Regions from separate parts of the Homo sapiens genome. Here region 1 is linked to region 2. Evidence: chromatin contacts called from ENCODE Hi-C data. All regions are on one chromosome and are shown on one strand. The core of a region is the stretch at or near the end of the contact, and the rest is flanking DNA. Distances in the headings are between cores, read along the strand shown. Region 1 overlaps TBC1D5 (TBC1 domain family member 5). Region 2 has its middle 62 kb from the start of PLCL2.

Region 1 (4,295 bases), core at 42-2,541, 570 kb after region 2:
TTTAATCATTTAATTCAAGAGAGGGAAAACACATTTGAAGAAAAGATGAGACTATTTGGCAATAGCTTATAAATATGTTAATCTGCAAATGATGTTATAGATGCTGCATATATATTTTTAGAATAGACCTTGATAGACCAAATAACATACTTCTTTGGCATCTAATATGGAAATGATATTTTATCGTGAACTCACTATTTCCACCATTTTAAATAATACTGAATTTCTTTTAATGTTACAGCTTTTGAAACATGGCAACATTTGTTCAGAATAGACAATTCAAGTTCTAAATTAGAATGCTGTAAATGGAAATTCCTTGATTTACCTTTTGATTATCAGTTTTTTCAGTAATAAAAATGGGAATAGTAACAACCTCATTAGGTTAAGATAAAGAACAATTAATTGAAATGATTGCAAAACGCTTTGAGGCAAAAAAGGGTGACATAAAGGAATATTAAAATTGGCTGAAGAGGAAGATAATATTTAATACAGTGACGTATCCAGATCAAATAAATTAAATAATGATGGCAGAATCACAGCTCATGAAATCAAATTATCTTGTTTAAACTCATACTAGAAAGTTGATAATATTATTTTTTGAAGTGTGCTTATGTCTGTGAAAATTTAAAGATGTTTGAGATAATTACTAAAATTGAACAACACTGATCATCAGTGATAAGATTCACAATCAATGATCATTTATTAAGCATCAACTTGGTGATAACCAGTGAGACAAAAACAAGACTAGGTCCATGCCTTCAAAGGGTTTACTACTAGGTTTGAAAGGTAAGATCTGGGCTAACACAAGAGCTCTTGTACATACTGCTTCTCTTAATGACACCAATAATCCTGCATTGTAATTTTTTTTTCCTGTTTTCTCTGTAAGCTTCTTAAGGGTCCATATCACATTTATCTTGGCATCTCTAGTGCCTGGTACACTAAGGAGATCAATATAAATGTATTGAATACACTGACAGATGGACCTAAATAAATAAAAGACCAAACAAAATTAAATAATATTAAAAAGTTATTAAGAAAATTCTATAGAACACAGACTAGGCACAAATGATTTCCAATTGCCAAGACTGGAAAATGTTTCATAAACTTGGGTGATGAACTCAGGCCTTGAATGGTTAGCTGTTAGGAATCTAACAGGAAGCAGAGGGAAGCAGCATTCCAGCAGAGGAGAGCATGAAAGATTCCAAAACATTGAAAATGGAAAGCACAAAACCTGTTCATTGAATAATGCCAGAAGCACTTGTCTAAAAGGGAACTGGGTATGTATTAGAGAAACTGAGTAAGTCCATTCTTCTTCAGGGCACAGGGAGTCATAGAAAGTTCTGGATTAGGCAAATAGAGTGATTATAAATCTGCTTTGAGTAGAGTGATTAGGCTGTTAACACATGGAATGGACTGGAAGTGGAAAAACACTAGATCCCAAGAAAACAATTAAACAAGTAAGTGACTGTGGGCAGGAGGTAAAAAGGATCTGAAACAGAGCAGTAAAAACGGAACAGAAACTTATGAATGTGAGAAAACTACACATAATGATCCCCTAATTTGTATTTTGAAACATAAAATACATATCCCCAACCCATCTACCTACTCCTGTCTTTATTACTACATTTTTAGTCTAATAAATCGCTAACATTACCTAACTTGAAATACTCCAATAGACTCCTAGTTGCTTTTCCAGCTTCCATTCTTACATCCACCTTTGCCCCACTGCACAGCAGCCATAATTATCTTTGTAGGTATCATGCCACTGCTCAATGTCCTCCAAAAGCTTCCTATTGCAATCAGAATAAATCTTTACTTTTTACTGTGGTCTACAAGACTGTCCTGGCCTTTGCTCTCCTCTCAGATTTCCTTCTCTAAAGCACTTGCTCTAGCCGAACTGACTTCTTTTTGCTCCTCTAAACACTGAGCTCATTTTCATTGAGAAACTAACCTTGCCCTAGCTACTCCCTCTGTCTACATGTTCTTGCCCTAGTTCTTCAGATGTCTGGCCTTTAAATTTTTTCACATCTCAGCTCAAATGTCATCTTCTCAAAGATGTCTTCTCCAATCACTATTCCTAAAGTAGCCATCCCACTGGCTACTCTCCTTCTAGCTATCTAGTTACTCTGCCTTATTTCTTCAGAAAAATGATCACCCTCTGTAATTATTCTCTTTATCTATACATGCTTACTGTCTCACCACTCTCCCCGACACCACACTAAAATATACAACCTGTGATGGCAGCATCCTATCTGTGTTATTCACCACTCCACTCTGTCCCCCACAGTGCAAAGGGCAATTATGGAACATAGCGATGCTCCATAAATATACATTTTTTCAAAAATTCTTATCACAAAGCTAGAAAACAAGTAACACTTTATAACCTTATCTGGGCTGTACTTCTTTTATATTATTAGGAAATTCCTCATAGACTGAAATGAAAATCATATATTTTAGATCATATAGTACCTTATAAAGATGTAAACTAAATTTATACAAGCTATTCAGCTTTTACAATTAAATAATTTGGTGGACTTAAAATAAGACTAACCGCCTTACCTCACAAGCTAAGTATTTGCCAGAAAATTTATATAGAAATGACAAGGAGACTTAATCTAAATGTGGAGAGAGCCATGGGAGAGTCTTCAAGAGAATAAGATATGGAACCCTCCTGTGATGGTTAATATTGAGTGTCAACTTGATTGGACTGAGGGATGCAAAGTATTGTTCCTGGGTGTGTCTGTGAGGGTGTTGCCAAAGGAGATTAAAATTTGAGTCAGTGGACTCAGAGAGGCAGCCCCATCCTCACTCTGGATGGGCACCATCTAATCAGCTGCCAGTGTGGCTAGAATAAAGCAGGCAGAAGAAGGTGGAAAGAGCAGGCTTGCTGAATCTTCCAGCCTTCATCTTTCTCCCACGGTGGATGCTTCCTGCCCTCGAACATCAGACTCCAAGTTCTTCAGGTTTTGGACTCTTGGACTTACACCAGCAGTTTGCCAGGGGCTCTTGGGGCCTTCAGCCATAGACTGAAGGCTGCACTGTCGGCTTCCCTACTTTTAAGGTGTTGGGACTCGGACTGGCTTCCTTGCTTGTCAGCTTGCAGATGGCCTATTGTGGGACTTCACCATGATCATGTGAGTCAATACTCCTTAATAAACTCCCCTTTATATATACATCTTTCCTAACAGTTCTGTCCCTCTAGAGAACGCTAATACATTTCCCTACTATTCTATCAACTATAGGGCCTCCTAGCTACCTTCTTTGGGTCACTGGTTTGCCATTTTAATTAAAATCAACTAGTAGAGATACATTTTAAGAAAAACACTGTATGTGTGTGTACATACACACACACACATGTATGTGTATAATATACATATATATGTATGTGTATAATACACATATATATGTATGTGTATAATACACATATATATGTATGTGTATAATATACATATATGTATAATATACATATATATGTATGTGTATAATATACATATGTATATGTATATGTATATGTATATATGTATCTGTGTATATATCTTGCATTTTTGTAAGAAAAAAACAGAAAATATAGAAGTTTTCAAGAACTAACACTTTCTTACATAACAAAGCAGAAATGTTCGAACTACGTAACTAAAATGATGAAAAAATTCCCAGTATCACTGCCTGTTTGGTGTGGCTATCAGAGGTTTATTTTCCCCCTTTCTTGTTTGCTATTTCTTTAAGTCAATCTGGCCCCCATGGCCTCTGACTCTGTGACTCGGCACCAGCGCTGTGGCCCCTTCATTTACATTTGATAACTGTAGAGAGATTAATTATAATCCTGCTCATTAGACAGATCAATCTGAAGTTGGCAAGTTTTTAAATATAACTACCTAGCATTTTTAAAAAGGGATGCCTTTACAGTTTAGTTAACAATATATACTGCACATTTTGTTTTTAAAAGGCCTGTTTACTACCACTGATTAACTATATACTTACTGAGGCAACTCCTTCTTTTGTTTTATTCAAATATTTACTGAGTACCAGGACTCCTGTGTGCTAATACAATGGTGCTCTACTTTCTGCACCTATATACTAGGGAGACCAAGCACTATCACCCATACCTCTGAGAGTAGCTTCCCTAACTGGGTTACTCCTGAGTTAACTGGATAACTCAAGCTAACCAAAATCATCCCAAACTTCCCACCCCATACCCTATTACCACTGCCAATTACCTGTGGTTTCATTTACTCTAAACCTGTGATTCCTCTGAATTATTTTCATTTTAAAGAAATTGTATTTGTTAAATATGTACT
Region 2 (4,164 bases), core at 1,644-4,143:
CCTTCCAAGTTCCCTGGTACTTTGCCCTTATCTTCTGACCTGCCCATCCACGGAAGAGGATATGTGGCTGAGTGTCACAGTTCAGCTCCTGTTATCTGGTTTAGGGGGTCTCTACAAAGTACAAATTCATTAAATCCCCATTTCCAATGATGTGATTCTTTTTCTTTATCCTTCCCCTTAAATTCATTCATTCATTTATTCATTCAAAATAGACATGCTGGGAGACAGCATGACAGTTACAAGCCTGGACTCTGAGGCTAGACTTCCTGAGTTTGCATCCCAGCTCTGCCACTTGTAGCGTGTGACCCTGAGCAAGTTATTTAACCCTTTTGTGCCTCATCTATAAAGTGGGAATAATAATTGTAACTACTTCAAATGCTTGTTGTGAGGATTGCATTTGTTAATAGAAGTAAAGTGCTTTGAAAGTTACCTGGCACATAGTAAGCACTCAAATTAGCTGTTATTATTATCCGTATTTCATTATTATTGTTCCTAAGTACCTGCCGAAGTGCTCAGCAGCACAGTTTTCTTTTAAAATTAGGGCTGGGGAAGATACAAAGTCAGAGAAGCAGCTGTGTAGCATGGTGGCTAAGGTACAAGCTTTGCAGTCAGCCAGACCTGGATTCAAGTCTGGGCTCTGTCATTTACTAACTGTGTGACTTTTTGTAAATTATGAAGCTAGCTCATCTGTAAAATGTGGATAATGATTCTCATGGTTTTCACAGGAATTGGCTGAGATGATGGATGTACCTCAACACTTAGCACCTATTGAACACTCAATACAGTCTGGCTGTAGAAGTAGCACTAGGGGGAGAAGAAGACAGTTAGTGGATGCTAGACAAGGAAACAAGCACATAATAGATGGTTGTTCTTGAGATGTGCAGGACAGTGAGGTGGAACCATGCAGGACAGAAGTATGGGCTCCAAAAAGGAAGCAGGGATTTCTGAGGGGGTGATCATAGAAGGTTTTTTTGTATGAGATATCATGGAAACTGGGCCTTGAAGGGTGGGTATGGATGGGTCAGGCAGGAAAGGAGGGAGGAAGCAATCCACATATAGGAAGAGGCAGGCCTTGAAGCCCAAGCTAATGTGATCTCATCTTATTGGGTAAACAATGGGGAGCCATTGAAGGATTTTGAGTTGGAGAGTGACCTGGTCACTAAGATCAAAGAAGGAAGTGGGGAAGTAACTTCACAGAGCAATGGGGCCAATTGACATGTATTCAAGTAGAGGAGATACAAATCATAACAGTGGCATTTAGAGCACTTACTGTGCGCCTGGCGCTGTCCTAAGCCTTTGATTGCATTAACTTACTAAATCTTCATAGCAATTCCGCTGAATGGGTATTCTTATTATTCCCAAGTTACAGATGATACAGAGTAGTTAAGTGACTTGCTTAAAATCACACAATGAGAAAGTCTGGGTCCAGGATTCAAACCTAGATAGCCTGGCCCTGAGCCTGTGCTCTGCTCCATGAGATGCCTGCAGTTTTGTGGGCACCAGAGAAGGACAGAGCGAAATGGAATATACAGATGATGGGAGATGTTGCTTCTCCAAGGAGGACTGATGGGAAGAGTGATTTAAAATTCATCTTGGGATATAGGAGAACCCTGGTTCTCTGAAACATTGAAGAGGAACTATGAGTAGAAGAAGGCAGTGTAGGATGAGGGCAGCTGAGGGACCTCCTGGGAAGTAGCTTAGATGTTCTAACTTGAGGAAGAGTTGAGAGGGAGGTGGCAGAAGGGTGGTGCTTATTGGGGGTTTATTTAAAAAAGGGAGCTTTTGAAATAGAGTCCCTGACCATATAACCTAACAAAAGGTTTGTTGTGCCAGGCTAGGCACTTTCTGGGAGGGCAGTGCAGCCAGAACTGAACTGGCTGCCCAATTCCAAGCTCTGTCATTTTCTAGCTGTGTGACTTTAGGCATGTCACTTAACTTCTCTGTGTCTCAGTTTCCTCGTTTGGAAAATGAAGCTACTTACCTCATAGGGTTGTTAAGAGGATTGGACCTGCTAGTTAACGGAGAGCAGTTAGGCCTTAGGATAGTTATCCCTATGCAAGTGGTAGCTACAATTATGGTTGTTGTTATTTTTTTTTACAATGCCAGAAATATTTTTAATAGTTTTACTGAAGTATAAGTGGTATGCAAAGAATTACAGATATGTAATGTGCAGAATTTGATGAGTTTAGACATATGCAAAAACCCGTGATACCATCACTGTGATCAAAATAATAGTCACATCCATCACCTCCCAAAGTTCCCTTGTGTCCTTTTGTTTTTGGGGTGTGTGTGTGTGTGTGTGTGTGTGTTAAGAACATTTAACATGAGATCTTCCCTCTTATCAAAATTTGAAGTGTCTAATACAGTATTGTAAATTATAGGCGCTATGCTGTGCAATAGATCCCTAGAACTTAATCATCGAGCAGAACTAAAATTTTACACCCATCGAACAACAACTCTCCACTTTCCCAGTCCCCAACCCCTGGAAACCACTATTGTATTCTATGCTTCTGTGAGTTTATTATAGATAGCTCATACAAGTGGAATCATTGGCAGAAATCCTGACAGCTCAGGGCAGAAAGGGAATAGTTGTAGCTGGTGGCCCAGGCCTCTCAGGGCGAGCCCCACAGCCTGGTGGCTGGAGTACAAGAGCTTCCATGATGTTTCAGGTTGCAGGTGTGCAATGACTACCTTTGGTCAATGAACTTTCTTCTTTTTCTGGTGACAAATTCCAGAATCACCGAGGAAGCCTTTTGATTCTAATTCCTATTGTGAGAACAGATGTGTTCAGTAGCGTGCTTACTAAATAAGATACCAAGCCGAGGGGAAACATGGAGGCTTATGAAAAAATGCCAGGTACACTAACAAAGGAACTTGGGTAATCTGTGCTTCAAACCACAGATGCTACCACCCCCTCATCAAGGTTTCAGTTGGTTTAAAAGCCTTCTCCTCAATTTCCTGTTTCAGGGCAGACCTTCTATCTTATTTGCCTTTACCATCTGCCGTCTCCCCACCCTCACTCCAGGGGCATTAGAGATTCTGATCACTAACAAAACTGAAGATGTTGGGACAGGTGACTTACAAGGCTTACAGACAGCAAGGCTTCTGTGAGAGAGGGAAGTCAAAAGGATTCCATTTTAATTTGAGAGCATACTATGTTACATCTGTAGGATGTGACACACTCAATTGATAACTACTCACTATATCAGCAATATTTTGAACTCAATCTGCCAGCATCTCAGATGAGATTAATTTCAGAGGTACTGTCTTTTGATGCTAGGGAGCCACATTGGCGGCCCCAGTTCACCTATTGACTTGGGTCATTGGAAATGGCAAGAGTTGGGGAGATGGAGAAGATGTGCCTCTCCAGTCTCCACTAGATACTCCCATGTAACACACCTCCACAGGCTTATTCCACTAGTTAAAGGTTATTTGGATTTACAAATACCTATGTGCCTTATGGAATTTTCACCATTTGTCTTTCATTACCCAGCTGAATCAGAGCCTCTAGGGGCCACCTGAATTTCCTGAAGCCAGGGGCAGAGGTGAGAGAAGAGGGCAGGGAAGATGGGGAGGTTTCCAGAAGCATTTGACCTTCTTTGCAAATTTGCCCAGGATCTTTTGGCCTTCCATGCTGAATGCCACCGAAAGACGACCACATAGAAAATGTCATAAAGAAGTTACAAAATGTATGCTTACGTGCAGAAGAGAGCATCTGAATTTCTTTGAAATTCATTCACTCAGAGGGCCATCATTTATTTAATAAGCATTTATATTCAATGCTCTCAGCTTTGTCTGCACATTGGAATCACCTGCCAAGATTTTAAAAACTCTGATGTCCAGGACATACCTCAGACCTGTTAAACCAGAATCTCTAGAAGTGGGACCCAAGCATCCATATTTTTGGAAAGCTCCCCCCAGGAGATTCCAAGGTGCAGCTGACATACATGGTGCTGAGTGCTTTTTTGCGTGTATTAATCCATTTAATTATCACAACAATCTTATAAGAGAGATGCTGACATTGTTCCCATTTTACAGGTGATGAGACAGAGGCACAGCAAAGTCTCTGCAAGAACACATGGCTGATAAATTTCAGAGTGTGGATTTGAACCCAGGCCATCTTGCTCCAGAGTTAATACTCTTAGCCAACAGGTTCATTTCCTG

Evidence for each region. A loop is a pair of places that touch in the nucleus more often than their neighbours do. Pooled maps may share reads with other maps.
Region 1: a map with no recorded cell type shows a loop between it and region 2 (4-fold over the local background). The contact joins two enhancer-like sites. A Hi-C loop is called at or near these places in 2 of 37 single-sample maps with no recorded cell type and 3 of 50 pooled maps.

Annotation. Positions count from the first base shown.
Region 1 is chr3:17,397,885-17,402,179 of GRCh38, forward strand. All of the region lies in intron 8 of TBC1D5 (TBC1 domain family member 5), which reads right to left. Among named protein-coding and RNA genes, the nearest start is that of TBC1D5, 340 kb to the right of the region's middle. Within about 2 kb of position 1,292, at least 3 of the 41 ENCODE cell types and tissues checked have a DNase peak (open chromatin) inside an H3K27ac peak, as active enhancers do.
Region 2 is chr3:16,821,343-16,825,506 of GRCh38, forward strand. No RefSeq gene overlaps it. Among named protein-coding and RNA genes, the nearest start is that of PLCL2, 62 kb to the right of the region's middle. Within about 2 kb of position 2,894, at least 3 of the 41 ENCODE cell types and tissues checked have a DNase peak (open chromatin) inside an H3K27ac peak, as active enhancers do.